Regions from separate parts of the Mus musculus genome. Here region 1 is linked to region 2. The links are chromatin loops, found by intact Hi-C in ENCODE. Cell type or tissue: left cerebral cortex. All regions are shown on one strand.

Region 1 (8,000 bases), 360 kb after region 2:
GTTTCAACAGGTAGTGCAGACTGGCCTCAAACCTGAGGTCTCCCTACCTCAGCCTCCTAAGTGCTGGGACTGCAAAAAGCTTGGGACTGGGCATAGTGGAGGCAGGAGCAGCCAAGACTCTTGACTAAAAGAGCTACGGCATGGCGCCAGTCACAGATGAACCATGAGCCCAGAATTGCAAATAAACCCCAGAGAGCACTGTTCTACCTGCAAGTCCTCAAGCTCTCCTCTGTCTCCACTCATCTGCCTCACATCCAGCCGAGGAAAGGATTAGGCGATAAGCCACGGATGCAAAGTCAGACTTTCTCCTTTGTGTCTAAGCCTGTGCTCCCCACACTGGCGAAGGTGTGGGTGAAGGTTAGGAAACGTCCCTCTGTCACTAGAACCCACTAATGCAGCCGGATCCCCACCCCTGAGACACCTGTACACTTTACCACCCATATCTCTATTACACTCACCAATGCACTCTCACACCATGAAACCCTGGGAAAGGCACTGGCACTGTAATGCAGGTGGTTTGATCAAAAGATTTCCTGCTCTCAGGCGCGACACCAAATGCCTTTAATCCTAGCACTTGGGAGACAGAAGCAGGAGGATGTCCGTAAGTTTGAGGTCCATATAGAAAGTCACTATCTCAATTTTTTTCTTTCTTATTGTTGATGTTGCCTGAGGCACAGACCAGAGAGAACATGGCTTGCACCACTATGGGCAGCCAGAAAATCCTCCCTCGTTATTCTCTCTTCACCCTTACAACGACCTTCAAAAACCAATAGCGTTAAAGGGAATTTTCTTTAAAAAGTAAACCCAAATCCCTCATAAAAATCTAACATCGGCTTATGCCAGTGATTCAATTCAACTCATCAATTAATGAGGGAACTCATCAGCGAGCAGAAACGATAAAGGCTATAGGAATGCTGAAAGCAATCTGCTTAGTGGATGGAAAACAGTTGACAGCTGCAGAGCAACAATCAGCTGCAACTCCACTACACAGAACACACATGTCTACAACAATCATCTGACACCCTTCTCTATTTTGCAGTCATAAGAAAGAACCCACAGGAAAACTAAAAAGACATTGTAGTGCCACGGAAGTGTTAGTGAACCCCAAAAAACAGACAGGAGCCGATTCAGTGCAAGTTATAGCAGGGCCTTTAATTAGAGTTAGCTTGGGCCCCTCAGCTCACCGCTGACACACAGGATGGAAAGGTGGAAAGGAGCCCCGAACATCTATGCGGTAAGGCTTTATAGAAAGCAGTAAGTGCGGGGGTTGTGTGTGTGTGTGTGTCGGGGGGTGTTCCTAGCCTGGCAAGCATCTAATTGGAAAGCTACTATGGCCTTTAGCATAATTGGCTGGTGCTGGGAATCAAACTGTAAACTTTTATTTCCTCCGCATTGGTGGTCATTAGGCAGGGGGTGTGCTTGTAACCTGGGGAGCAGATCTGGTAGGGTAACTTGGAGGTGCAGGTCTAGCTGGGGTGAACCTAGAGACCAGAGCTAGGTTTTGTTTTGTTTTGTTTTTGAGACAGGGTTTCTCTGTATAGCCTTGGCTGTCCTGGAACTCACTTTGTAGACCAGGCTGGCCTCGAACTCAGAAATCCACCTGCCTCTGCCTCCCGAGTGCTGGGATTAAAGGTGTGCGACACCACCGCTACAACTACAAAGAAGCTCTAGAGCAGCCACGTGTGGGTCACAACCCCGACAGGAGTCACTTATCAGATACTTACATTATGATTCCTAACAGCAGGAAACTGCAGTTATGAAGTAGCAAGGAAAATAATATTACGGTTGGGGGTTAGCACAACGTGAGGAACTCTATTAAAAAGTCGCAGCATTAGGAAGGTTGAGAACCGCTCTAGAGCTTGTGTGTTCCCGAGTCTGCCTTAAAGGATCACTGCTGCAGAAATCCGGAGTCTCCAGTCTGGAAGGGGCGGACACAGGGCAGGAATGCCAATCTCAGTGGAGTCACTGTCTCTGGGGTGCTCTTCTCTCCTCTGTCCAGCTCCTTCTGGTATGCACTGAAATCTGCCTTGCAGGGTTGTGGGCTGTGCAAGACACCAAACACCTCGCTTCCCACCTGCCCACCAGAACAGTGAGCACGTTCAGTTGGGCCTGGCCCTCACTTGAGCCACAGGTCCGCCTTTTAAGATCATTATTGTTATTATTATTTACGTTGTTGTTGTTGTTATTCAGTATTTATAAAACAGAGGTTTCCTAGGAAAATCTTTGCCTATTCTCTTGAATCGTGAGACCGGCAGGTAACGAAGGCCTTCCACCAGCCCTGTAACCACCTGGCTAGAGTTAGCAAATGGGCAATCCTGATGTAGGCATGGCTCTCTGGCTTACCCCAGTCCCTCCTGTACTCAACCCAGCCCATTTCCTTTCCTATGAGTTCCCACCAGACTCCACAGGTAGACATTTGGAAGGCCAGTCCCATCCGTGCTCCAAGTTTTACCAGTGACATGGCCAGGATAGTCCAGTCCCTTCCATACAAACACACACACACTCACACACACACACACACACAATCTCATTTCTCCCATACTGGCTCAAACTCCAGCATAGCTAAGGATAACTTGAGCCGATTCTGTCCACACCTTCTGGGGGCTGAGATCATACATATGTTTGTTGTACCGAACCTGGCATACTTGATTGTGGGGAGAACCATGCTTCATTACAGCTAGGCAAACGTTCTATCCAGCACGTACATCCCCGAGCTATCACATGCCACTTATCTAACTGCCCCATTCCTATGCAAAGTGAGAATAACAGCTCATTTCCCGAACACTGTATTTCCTTCAGAATTGTTATGATTGTCTTTCTAATGTTGGGGGTGGAACCTAAGGCCATGCACAGTGCTAAGCAAGTGGTCTACCACTGCACTATATCCCCAAGTGCAAAGCAGACACTTGGCATACACTAACACACAAGCCTTAGTATCAATGAGGACAGTAAAAGAGAATTAGCGTGCCTGCCCACAGAACTGAATCTCAGTGCTGCTGAAATGACTGATGTGGAGCTATGGACAAGGCCCAGAGGCTAAGAGCACTTGTTGCTCTTGCAGGGTTCCCAGATTCAGTTTCACATACATGTGCATGCATGGGGCACGCACACAGTAGCTAACAACACTCCAGTTATAAGTGCTCCACTGCCCTCTTTTGGCCTCTGTCACTGCATGCATATGCAGGCAAAACACCCACCCATACACATAAAAATAAATCTTTATAAATGAGATAAACCTGATACTAATGAAGTTCCTGTCCTGGTGGTGCCACTTCTGTTCTCTAAACAATAAGGTGCTGGAACTGACTTCTGGGGTGCCATCTCAGCCACCTAAGCATTCTGTGGTTCCATGGTCCTAGACCGTGCTTGGCACTTCCTTCTGGCCCCTTCCCTGGGACAGTGGTGAGCTAACCTGGAGCCGAATTGCCTTCCCACCGGATTAACCTAAGATAGATTTTAAATTGTATTTTTATGTACACTGGTGATCTGTGTGTCTTTGTGAGGGAGGGTGTCGGGTCCCCTGAACAGGAGTTATGTACAGACAGTTGTGAGCTGCCATGTGGGTGCTGGGGACTGAACCCGGGTCCTCTGAAAGGGCAGCCAGAGCTCTTTACTGCTGAGCTCTCTCTCCAGCCCCCGAAGACAGATTTTAAGAAGCAAATACATATATGATACATGCTTAAATCTGTTGTTCTCCTAAAGTCAAGAATATCTGAGGGAGACCATGGTGTTGGTTTCTCCCACCTCATGGGACATTTCTCTCCGGTGAACAAGGCTTTCTGTGGTGGCCATCTGTGGATTACTAGACACCCACAGAGCAGTTCAGGAGACAACTTCTAACGCTCTACAGAGTTCGGAAACAGACCACTGCCCCTTTTGCCTGTTGGGATGAAAGCTGTGGGGGATGGGAGGCGCAATGAGATGTGTTTGGATAAGCTTCGAACAAGGGATAGGTTATCACTGAGAGAAGACATCTGTAGCTAGGTTCCAGGAAGGCTTGAGATGGAGAGGGGACAGTAAACGCAGACAAAATAAAAATAAAATATTCCTCGTGGCTGGTGTGCGGTTAAAGTATCACGAGTTCTTTTACTTAAGGCTATGGTGGTGGACTTTAGAAGAATCTTAGCAAAGATCCCCCAAACACCGCAACCATAGATATTTAAAGACCTATGGCTGTGTTTGAAGGAAGGAACATCCTCAATTTTTTAGGTTACTAGTGCCCTCTGGTGGGCGACCAAGGCTATGCCCCACTGGTGAAGACAGCCAAGCACCTCACCAGTGGTACCTCATTTGTCCACTATGCCTGTTGTATAAACCAGGAGCTAAGGGCTAGAGACATTAAATGGTTTGCCTCAGGTCACCCAGTAAACAACTGGCAAGTCAGGCTTCGCGTCAAAGTTTGCACGAAGTGAAAATATTTCAAACTTTTTTGTACAATCCAGAAATGATAACACCACCCATGCTTTGGATTCTGAAGAAGTTTATTATAGCCAGCAAACAAAAGTACAAAGTTCTGGCAGGCATGGTGATAAACAACTTTAATCCAGACACTTGGGAGGCAAGGACAGATAAATCTCTGAGGTTAAGACCAGCATGGTCTGTATGGTGAATTCTGGTGCATCTGAAGACAGTTACAGTGTACTTACATATAATAAATAAAATCTTTTTTTTTTTAAATGGCTGCTCATACAGGGGTGGTGTGTATGTGCACGTTGCCTCAGGAATCCGGAGATGTTGGATGCCCTGGAGCAAGAGTTAGCAGTTGTGGACTACCAGGCTGCCAGTCCGGAGTCCTGGGACCCGAACTCAATCCCTAGGGAAGGGCATCAAGTGTTCCTCACCCCTGAGCCACCTCCCCAGTCCAGCACAGTAATGACTACTCTTAGGTGCTTGCTGTTTCCCATCCTCCTTGTTACAAATTAGGGACCAACTCTGCCAAGACAAGGAGTTTTAGAGGAAACAAGGAGGGTCTCCTTACTCCCAGAGTCCCACCTAAGCTTAAACAGTATATGGCAATTTACCACAGGTGCATGCACGTTTTGCACAAACTAAAGACTCCCAATTAGGGCAGTAGAAGTTTAAAGCCTCTACAACTCAAATGTTTTGCTTACTGCCTACTAATGAGTTTTTCCCCCCAAAGGTAGAGGCCCAGGTTGAGTTGAGGTCAGACAAGGTCATGGATCATTTCCTGTCTTTGCAAAATGAAGATGATCAAGTCATGACAAGGTCATGTTAGCCTAAAAGACATCTTTTTACAAGCTGTGCTCTAAACCTAAAACAAGCAGTTGCTCTGCTTACATGTTCTCTGTGAGGTGGTTTTTGTTGCTGAGACAGGGTTTCTCTCCGAAGGCCTGGTGTCCTGGAACTCTGTCCATACACTAGGCTGGCCTTGAACTCACAAAGATGAGCTTGCCTCTGCCTCCTGGGTGCTGGGGTTAAAGGCTCGTACCGCCATCACCCAGATAAAAAGAATTGTTAATTATATGCATGTGTTACTGAGCCAGAGGCACTGGATCCCTGGAGCTGGAGTAACAGTGAGGTGAGTCACCTTACATGGGGGCTGAGACCCAGACACAGGCCTCTGAAGGGAAGTATGCACTGCTAACCACTGAGCCATCTCTTTAGCCCCCAATTTTTCCCCTCTCAATACCACTACAATCTCTTCTCTCTATAGTTACTATTGGTCTCCCCACGTAGCCCACACTGGCCTTCAACTTCAAATCCTCCTACCTCTTCTTTCCAAGCGCTGAGGTTAAAGGTGCATACCAGGTGTGGACCTAGGTTTTAATTCACCTTTTTCAAAAAGTTATTTTTGAGTCAGAGTTTTACTACATAACCCTCACTGGCCTGGCACTCAGTCTGCATGCTTCTGCTTCTCAATAGCTAAAACTAAAGGCATGCACCACCACGCCTGGCTTCACTCCTAGGTCTCAGGTCCCAGCAGCTAGCTTTCCTTTCGCTCCCTCAGTGCCCACTCCTAAATTGGCTGCGGTCTCCACCATATCTTTTCCAAAACTCAATCACATTTTTATATTGTGATTTATATTTGTCTCAAACATAATAAGGTAAGCCACTGACTACAATTCTTGGACACATACCTGCTGTCTTTATACCTTTAACACCTCATGGGTAACAGACACCAAGTCGGTCTCTCCAGACCATCAGCTTGGGATCGACAGCATTCCCAGCTCCGGCCTCTCGCAGCCTCACTGCGGTCCACTTCTACTGTGGAGCAAACATGGCCACCTAAGACCCTTTTGTGGATTGCCAGTGTCTTTGGGCTGTAGATTCAAGTCCTAGCCTGGCGTGCCACCTTCTCCTTGGTCAACGCCAGTTCTTTCATCCTAGCTACATCCTTAAATGGCAGCTGACTTGAAGGCAGCTTCCAGGCTTTATTTATTGGTGTCCCACTATGTTTAACATCACAAACATGAATCTCCAACTTTTGTCACCTTCAGCTCAGGTGGAGCAGAGTATAACCTCAGTAAACACAATGTCAGGCAAAGCTGAAAGTACATTACAAAGTAACTTAAAGAGCTGGGGATGGCAATGCATACCTGTAATCCTAGGAACTGAGGCTGAGGCAGGAGGATAACAAGTTATATAATTATGCGATAAAAAATTATTTAAGGTTAGCCTAGGCTACAATAAGCAGACCTCTCTACCCAAAAACAAAACAAAACCAAACATACCTTGGTGAGAGGTCACAAGATGTGAAAAGGTTGCCAAAATGAAAGCAACAGAACTGGCTTAGGTCCCACTTTAAAGTCCCAGCCCCCACCCTGTCAGGAAACACACCACCCCATCCCAGGGTTCACACAGGTGGAGCGCACACACTCAGAGGATAGTATTTATTTGGCAGTCTGTGAACAGTGCCCCAAGGTGTGCCATACACAACCACTAAAGGCTGGGGAACTGATTTTAGTGCTATTTAGGTGAACGGCCTCTTTAACAGCATACACACTATCAAGCTAGCCCTCCAAAGAAGAGAGGACCACGGAGTGAAGGCCCTGAGATTCAATATAAAACATTTACACCAGATGGAGTGGCACATACCTTTCATCCCAGCACTTGAGAGACAGAGGCAGGCAGGCAGGCAGGTCTCTGACTTGGAGACCAGATACATATAAAGTTCCAGGCCAACCAAGGCTATATAGTGAAACCTTGCCTAAAAACAAACAAACACACTAGTTATAAAGAGCTCCCATACATTTCATTAATTTTCCAAGAACTCTACTCTCCAAAAAGGTTCATGAGTCACTGCTGGACACTCTAGCAGATGCTGGGGACATGCATGTTTCATGACAAACACTTTGCACTAATCCTGACTTGAAAATACAGTAAGCTCCATTTTTAATATTACTCTGCAGATGTTTCGTTTCTTTGGGAAATGGGAAGCAGAAATGAATACAATTACTCTAATATGCAACTTAGGGAAAAGCTGCCAATGACTTTTAATCACTTCCCCAAATCATGCCAAAGATAACAGAAAATGGGTTAGCTGTACATAAGCAAAATTACCTATTTCCAATAATGACAAAACACAATGAAATGAAAACTGTTTAATCACACAAAAACACAATAAAACCGCATTAAAAGCATTACATAGTGCAAACACCCATGTACAGGGCTATTAACTTAGTGGCACTGTAAAAAGTTACATAAGGACACACGGAAACATTTCCCTCTGGCCTCGTTAGTAAGCTGCCCTTCTTCTCAGTTTATTACCCCTCATTTGCTTCTGCACTGGCAAGTACCAGACTGGGAATGTCATGACACTGCCTCTCGACACACAAGTCGAGCATCTCATGCCACCCACTCAAGTGTATACAGAATGAATTCCTATACAGCAAGACAAGCAAGGAAGTTCCATCAGGGTAGAATGTGCTATCTAGATTTACATGTGCTTCTCAAAGCATCTGGAGACAACTCTTCCTAATCAAGAGCCTAGTGTCAAGGAAAGGACAGGCAGGTGGGCAGAGACTTAAAGCAGGCAACAC
Region 2 (8,000 bases):
GATTACACTGACTGCTCTTCTGAAGGTCCTGAGTTCAAGTCCCAGCAACCACATGGTGGCTCACAACCATCTGTAATGAGACCTGACACCCTCTTCTAGAGTGTCTGAAGACAGCTACAGTAATAATAAATATAAATAAATCTTAAGAAAAGAAAGAAAAATCATCTATCTAAAAAAAAAAAAAAAGAAAAAGAAAAAGAAAAAGAAAAGGAAAAAGAAAGAGAAAAAGAAAAAGACTGGAAAGTCCTGAACTTTTTTCTTTTAGGCACTGAACTCTGTTTAGAGTCATTCTTGGTGGTTCACTCTTTGCCGTTATTTGGACAATTTTTTTGTGAACATGTGGATTTTTCTAAGAAAAGAAACTTCTAGATTAAAGGCTCCAAAATCTTGTTACTCACCAAAACAAATGAGAACACACTCATGTGTGTGTGTGTGTGTGTGTGTGTGTGTGTGTGTGTGTGTAGTGCTGAGGCCAAGGACATACGGTCAGCCAACTGTATGCTGAGAAGGTTGTACTCAGCCTCAGCCCTCAATCTCCCAGGCTGCATGTAGCCTGGGCTGAGTAATGACCCACACAGCCTGTCATCTAACGGGGGCCCACAGGGACAGGAGCTCTAGTGTCCAGACAGCTCAGGTGAGCTGTATCTGCTTTGAGGGGAGGAGAGTGGCTTAAAAATGATTTGGTCCATGGTGACTCCCACCCTGAAGCAGCAGCACAGTGCCATGCATAGGACACAGACAGCACAGGCTAAGACGACACAGCACAGATGGGAAATGAAAGAAAACGCTCTGGGACGGATCTCCCTGCAGAGAGAGCCCAGAGCTGGGCAAACACCACGATAAATTGCCTTCCCTCCGTCTCCGTGCCCACGAATGTGTGCAGTTGTACACCCAGGAGTGATACCACCATGGCAGCCCAGTGCTGTCATTAGCCAGGACACTGGAAGTTCCCCACTCCCTCTGTTTCCCAGCCATAGCAGGAGGGGCGTCATGACATTGGTGTTCGGGGCTGGCAACATAATCATAATGAGAAATACACACAACGTACCCTTTACTCTCACCGAGATCGTGTGCCGGATGCTGCCCATCTTGTTGGAGGCCAGGCAGAAATACTCCCCAGAGTCCTCTTCAGAGACATTGGTGATGCGCAGAGCCTTATTAAAGTTCTCGAACTTGGCCTTGTTAGATGGGAGGTCCCCACCTTTCTTGTACCATGCAATGTCTGGTGTTGGGCTAGTACAGGGATCAAGCAGAAAGCAAAGGGCCCATTACTGAACGTATTCTAAAGAGTTGGACATCCAGACATCCTAAAAGTGGCTTGGGCCCAGCAAGAAAGTATATACCCTCTAGAACCTGGGCTCTCCTATTTAGAGGAGACTGGCTGGCCACAGGGTCTCCACAGAAAGGCAGAGCTAAGATAGCATGTGATTCAATGCATCTGCAGCAAGCCCAGCCATTGACTTTTTCTCTTTTCCCAAAGCAAAGGTAACTATAGTGGGATGTCAACGATAGACATATAGTGTTCTACTCATGGGCCTGCTGGCTTTCCCTTTTCCTATATACTGGTCTGCCTCCAAAATGTGTGGATTGATGCCCACCCCGTCTTCAGGATCAGGACTAGAAGATGGTACGTACACGCCAGAGGCAATGCATTCCAGCAGCAGGTCCATGCCACGGAGAACCATCTGACTGCTCGATGTGCCCTGGGGATACATGAAGCTGGGCGTTCTTTCTGCAACTCCTCGGGCTGAAACAGGACAGAACAAACTTCTGTGAACCTCCAGTCCAGGTGTGCCAACACTATTGGGTTAGAAAGAAATGTCGTCACCACTCTGGGTCCTTCTAGCTCAAGCCACCCCAAGGATCTGATTTGTTTGGAAGCTTGGGGGTCCTCTGCTCCTCCAGCACATGTATGCAACCAGTTCCAGGTTCTGCTGAGAGAAGCCCAGAAGCCTTTCCCTTCCTCTTGGACAGGAAGGGACTATGGAGCATTGAGAGGTCCATCTCTGACATCTGTGTTCGGATGGAGGGGCCCCCAGGCCAGATCATCTCAGCATCCATCTATCCTCCCCAGACAGGGACATGGAGGAAAGAGAAGCCATAGGTTGGGGACACAGGACAAGCCACCTGCTCTCTGGGACTCTGATAAGGAGCTGGAATGAAGCAGCAAGGCCCCAGATAAACAGAATTATTAATGGCTTAGCAAAGACACAAAGAGAATGAACGAGGAGAGATGACTGGAAAACTGTCTGGGGCCAAGCCCACTCTGGCTCCTCACTCTTGACTGCATAAGAGATGGGGTGGGTGCAGGTGGAGCAAATGGCAGCCAGGATGGGGGAAGGTGTTCAACAGTTCAACTAGGCTGGAGCAGCCAGGAGATAGGCAGAAATCTTCCTTCCACACAGGTGTTAGAGGCTGGGTGGTGTACACTCCGACACTGTTCCCCATGGAGGGGGCCATGCCAATCAGGGTGCATCCACGGAGAGCATACCAAGCCTTACTTGTTTCCTATACTCTTTGTATAACTCCGTAGAAATGGGTAAAAGAAAAACAAAAACAAAAACAACAACAACAAAAAAAACTAATGTTCAACCAGAAGTCCCAAGTCAAACAGGAAACTGGAGGAGGAACACATGAAGCCTTAGACACATAAAGACTGAAAGACGAATATAAGCCTGAGACCCCATGGGCCGTAGGCTCAGCCAGACAAGTGGGAAGGAGGGGGCAGGCAGAGCTGCTAGGAGCTAGAAGTTCTGGGGGATGCCTGGAGTCGGAACAAGGGCATCCATCTGGGTTTAACTGCTGCTGGAGGGGTGAAGGCTGGCTGGTGGTCATCCAAGCTCAGTAACTCGTGCTTCTTACGGAAGCTGGCTGCCCCTGCAGGTATCAGGATGAATCAGAGAGGCTCCTGCCCTGAGGATGCCCAGCTTCTCTTCATTAGCCATCGAGAAACATCTCACAGAATTTATCTTTTATCTTTTGTCAGGGGAAGAAACGTTAAAACACACACTGAGGTATTTGGGCTCCTGGCACAACAGAATAGATAGCATATGACACGTGTTCAGGAAATATTTGTGGAGCTGACAAGTTAAAGGGGGAAGAAGAAACAAAAAAAGGAGGCAAGAGTTTACCCCGACGGTTTCATCTATCACGCCAGCATACACATATAGAACAGTGGCAACTGCAGGGTTAATCCATTAAGTGGTTAGTCGGTTACTGTCTATACCTGCAGACCTAGCAGCATTCTCTCAGTAACCAGGAAGCAGCAGCTTCCTCCCATCACACAGTCACAAAACAAACAAAAAGAACAAACAAACAAAAAAAAACCCAAACAAACGAACAAACAAACAAAAACACACAGTCATGGGCACCAAAAGGACAGAGAGATTCCAGGGTAGAAGGGTCATATCAAGTAGGTGAGTCTGTCCAGAGTTGTGAACCCTGTAATGACATGGAAAAGACTGCATCTCAGTCACCACACTCATTCCACACAAGAAAAGGCTACAGGGGCCCGTCTGAGAGCCTCTGGACACTTAGTTCACCCCACAGCCTGCAGCACATCATGGAAGCAGGAAGGATGGGGAACAGGAAGATTATTAGCCCAGAGCCCTGCTCTGGCCATCATGACGTCTAGCAGTGTGACCAGAGAAAAGCTACATTTAGCAGCAGCACACAGGATCGGGTGTGGGGTACCAATCCTCAGAAGTATCTTAGGGAGGAAGCAGCGACTGAAAAGCAAGCCTCGTTCAAAGGAAATGAAAGATTACCCTGCAAGCCAGAGGGAGCCACCACCGCCCTGTAAGTATTTAAGTAGGGCCGAGTGCTGTGACTGGTTGGTCTGCGGTGTCAGCGTGTTTAACCCTCACAATGAATGTTACCACTTGTGTGTTTTTAGCAAAGGAAACTGAGTTTCTATGAAGTTAACAGACTTTGCCCAAGCTCACAGGTTCAGATTTGGATTCTGAGCTGTGTTGCCATGGTTGCCGCTGAGTCTGAAGCTGGAAATGTTACTCTGTCCCCATTTCTCACAGGCAGTTTCCCAATGTTTCTAACAATTCCAATCAAAGAAACCCAAAATCCCAAGGCCAAGAGGTGAAGAAGGGCGTTTGGTCCTCTGTGAACTGCTCTGGTCTGTTTTGCTATTCTCAGCATCTAAGATCCCCGCTTTCCTTGGAGGCAAGGAATAAGCTCAGAGCCAAGAACCTGGGAGGGGCGGGAGGGGAATGAAGAGATCCAGAGCATTTCCGCTGGATTCTTAGGGACACGGGAATCTCCCACACGATGACTAGCGGCTTTACAGGGGAACGAGAAGGCTGGCGCTGAAGGGAGGTTTAGAAAAATGTCAGCTGTGCAGGAGGGAGTCATGAAAACTTAAGGTAGTGGATCTGGCTGGTGACCTTGGGAGCCTGTGTTCCCCAGGGAAGGTGCCTGGTTTCTTTCCTTGGGGGAAACACAGGAACCAGTAATTACAAAGATGAAGGTAACTATTGAATGAGGCTCTATGTGGTGAAAACTGTCTCTTTAGCTAGGACGGCTCTTTTCACTCTGGAGACAGGGATGCTCTGCCCATTTCCAGTTCAGGCTGGGTCTACCCTGATACAAAAAAACAACAAGAAAAAAAAAAAAAAAAAAAAAAAAAAAAAAACAAAAAAAAAAAAACCTAGGATGCAGACACCAAGCTCAAACCTGCATAAATTCAAGAAAATCTGCCAGAGGGTGGCTCTTGAAAGCTGTGGCACAGAGAAGACTCATGGATCCCCAGAGCCAGATGGTCAGTCAGGGGACATTAGGTCACGACCCCACTATAATCAAACTGTCTTCAAAGGGTCAAATGAGAAAGAGTTTCTGGCTGTCTTCTACCAAAAAAAAAAAAAAGAGTCAAAAGTGCTGACAGACTTAGCTGTTCCCTTTACTGAGTAGAACATGGCAGCAGAATATGGTTCAAGACCTCAGATGCATCTGGGGACCTTTGCCAAATGCAGCATTCTGTGGCAGCTAGATCCTACATCCAGCTCTCTCTGCTGCCTTCCGTTCTCAGAACTGAGAACCAGAGACACGTGAAACAGGCTTCCTGGCACCCCATCCCTCTTTCTGGCCCCTAAGTGGGGCAGGTGTGTGTGTGTGTGTGGTCTCTTGATCTAGAAACATTTGGTGTATCTTGCTATTAGGAAACTTCTGTAGAATTAATCTGAATTCTGCCTGCAATAGTTGCAGCCTCTCTCTCCTCACCCAATTCTTAGCAGAGCTGGAAAACCGGGCGGTTTTCCTTTCTCTGGTGCACGCTAATGTCTCTCCCTGTGGACTAGCTCTCCTCCTGTATGTGTGCCTGCCATTCTCTCCCCGGCTTATCTTCAAAGTCTCCGTGTCTCCCTTAATTTAGAAACAGATGGCCTACATACAATCCAGTCCACACACAACTTCCTCCTTTAAATCCAACATTGGGTTCTATATTAACATTGTCAATGTGTACTGCAGCTTAGCAGCTGTGGGTCACGATCCTCTTTAACCTTTACAACCATTTTTGAGGCTAGTAATCCACCTGTTTGGCAGATGAAGGAATTGAAGTTTTGAAGCATTAAATGGCTTGCCTAGTGTCACCTGGTGGCATGTCCTGGAGACTGGATTTGATTGGAGACAGTGTGGCTCCAGGTACACACTATAAAACACCTGCTTTCTGGATGGAATCAAACCCAGGTGCCTTTCTCTGCCAATCAGAGGGGAGGTATCTTCTGACCCATGTCCAGAGGATGTCAACTCTGTGCAGATCATTAGAACAGGGGGGCCCTTCTTCTAGAAAAGAGACATATCATACTTCGAGCCAAAGAGAGGTATGTACTGGACATTTGTCGCTGATGATGTTCCTTGGCTAGGAGCTCTGTGGACCCAGGAAGGAGTTCCTTACTTTCTTGGTTTTTCTTTCTTTCTAAAACCTTCAGCACGGTTGTCCTTTACAGCCTCCCCAGAGTTTCAGGCTATGCCAGCCCTGCCCTGGTGGGGACCGAGGACCAAGGTTCCATCTCTATGTGAGCTCTGTTGGTTTCACAGTTCTGAATGACTCTCACTCTCTTCTAAAAAATTCTGACCTCTGGAGAAAAGCTGGGTTTAGGCTGAAATCACTCAGCCATCTTCTGTGGATAAACAACTTTACCTTTCCCTGCCTTACACAAAGCAAAGAACTTGAGCCACATGATCTCTAAGGGTTCCAATGCGTTTTGGATTTCAGAGTACTCTCTACAATAGATATTTGGGGTTCAATTTAGAAAAGGGCACATTCCACAGCAGCGCCTTTGACACAGTGGTGGTTGGCACCATTACCTTGAAAACAAACAATCCCCAGAATCCAACAAAGGCTGCCTGCTTCCTTGGGCAGTAAGTCTCAGCGTGGTTCCTGCTGCTTGGTGCCAAGTTGGAACCTCTGTTTCCCCTGGCTCTCATTTCTCAGCCCATCCTCCACTCCAGACTCTGCTCATTGCTTATATTAGCAACCTCAGTAAAGACATTCCTACCTATCTGGGCTCCCAAAGATCCCCTTGGGAAACTGAACTCAGCTCAGAAGCATAATTGATAATGGGACCAGCTGCTTTGTCAAATCTAGCAAATGCTGAACCTAATGGCTGCTCAAGGAACATGAGGCATTCTTAAGCCACAGTGAGGGGAGACTCAGGTGTGCAAATAGCCAGTTCCCCCATTAATCAGACCTAGCAGACAGCTGTGGCTCGTTAGAACTATAACTCATTGTGATCGTGCCACGATTTGCAGATGTGGCTAGTGGCCACTGGGCTTATATGTGCTTCCAGAGGGGAGAAAAGGCACAGATGTCGGGGACATGGCTGGACAACTTCATTTATACTTACCCGGAGAGAGAACTTGGACCTGGAATCTGTATATCATTTTCTAGAGAAACCTCTTTTAAAAAAGATTATTTACTTTTATTTTATGCATATTTTGCCAGCATGTATGTCTGTGCACCATGTGCATGCCTGATTCCTACAGAGGCCAGAGGAGGGTGTTGGATTCCATGAAACTGGGTTACAAATGGGTCCAAGTCACCATATGAGTGCTAGAAATTAAGCCTGGGCCCTCTGCAAGAGCAGTCAGTGCTCCTAACTGCGGAACCATCTCTCCAGCTTTCAAAGAGATTTGGGACCAGCCTGTGACAAAGTACTCTCAGGAAAAAAAAAAAAAAAAAAAAAAGAGGCTATAAAGCAGGTGATTCAAACCCAGACACTGAAGAGTCAATGCAAGAAAATCTGGCTGTGCTATTTATGCTACCAAATAGGAACCGGATTTCCTGTCTCCTCCTGATGGTGGACTCTCAACTATTCTCAAATAGCCTCTGTGACAGACAGTTCAATCTGAAATGCGCCCCTGCCCTGGCTCATGGCTGGTCCTCTCAGCTTGTGGTGCTGAGGTTGTGATGGGTGGGATGCTCAGGAGGTGTGGCCTAGCTGGTAAAGGTAGATAATCAGAGGTGGGTCTTTGAAGGACAACTGGCTCTCGGTTCCTGCTTTGTTTTCTGCTTCCTAGTCTGCTGTGATGTGAACAGCCTCTCCAACTCCTGCCAATAGTGATGGGGTGCCTGCGTCCCACCACGGTAGACCAAAAGGCTCTGGGCTGTAAGCTGACACAAATCTCTCATCTTTCAAGTTGTTTCTCGGATATTTTGGACATGGTGATGCAAATGTCCACTTTCCATCCATCTGTCATTGACCCTTAAGTCTCCGCTGGGTCCTTCATGGAGATCTCCCTTGCTTGAAGCCACCTTCTGAGAATTCAGCAAATGGAGACTTGCACACTGGAGGAAACCCTTTTGATGGGAGCCCACCTCAGACTCCCACTGACCACCTTGCTCCAGGTGGACAGCGTCCTGGGGTGTCCCCTTTGGCACCTGGCCTAGCCAGCTGTCCACTCTGCCACCCAGAAGGAGTTAATGTCACAGTATCAGTCAAGTTAGACAAAGTGGATTAGGGCAGGAGAAGTTACTCCCGGACTCACCACTA

What was found. Peaks named below come from ENCODE experiments on the same cell type or tissue, not always from the same donor. Only the 100,000 strongest peaks of a DNase experiment are listed, where the experiment ranks them.
Region 1: a loop joins it to region 2, with 2.3 times the contacts of the local background. A loop is called at or near these places in 2 of 42 quality-filtered maps.

The regions. Positions count from the first base shown.
Region 1 is chr1:132,978,673-132,986,672 of GRCm38, forward strand. Mdm4 (transformed mouse 3T3 cell double minute 4) reads right to left here. Exons shown (of 11, transcript NM_001302801.1): 11 at 7,433-8,000. Among named protein-coding and RNA genes, the nearest start is that of Gm38687, 11 kb to the left of the region's middle. In left cerebral cortex, CTCF peaks have their summits at 3,210 and 4,262 (motif pointing left); a DNase peak (open chromatin) is centred at 4,232.
Region 2 is chr1:132,619,877-132,627,876 of GRCm38, forward strand. Nfasc (neurofascin) reads right to left here. Exons shown (of 30, transcript NM_182716.4): 9 at 1,636-1,747; 10 at 1,049-1,233. Among named protein-coding and RNA genes, the nearest start is that of Gm46157, 45 kb to the right of the region's middle. In left cerebral cortex, a CTCF peak has its summit at 3,773; DNase peaks (open chromatin) are centred at 3,941, 4,245, 4,790, 5,070 and 2 more places; H3K27ac peaks cover 3,185 bases.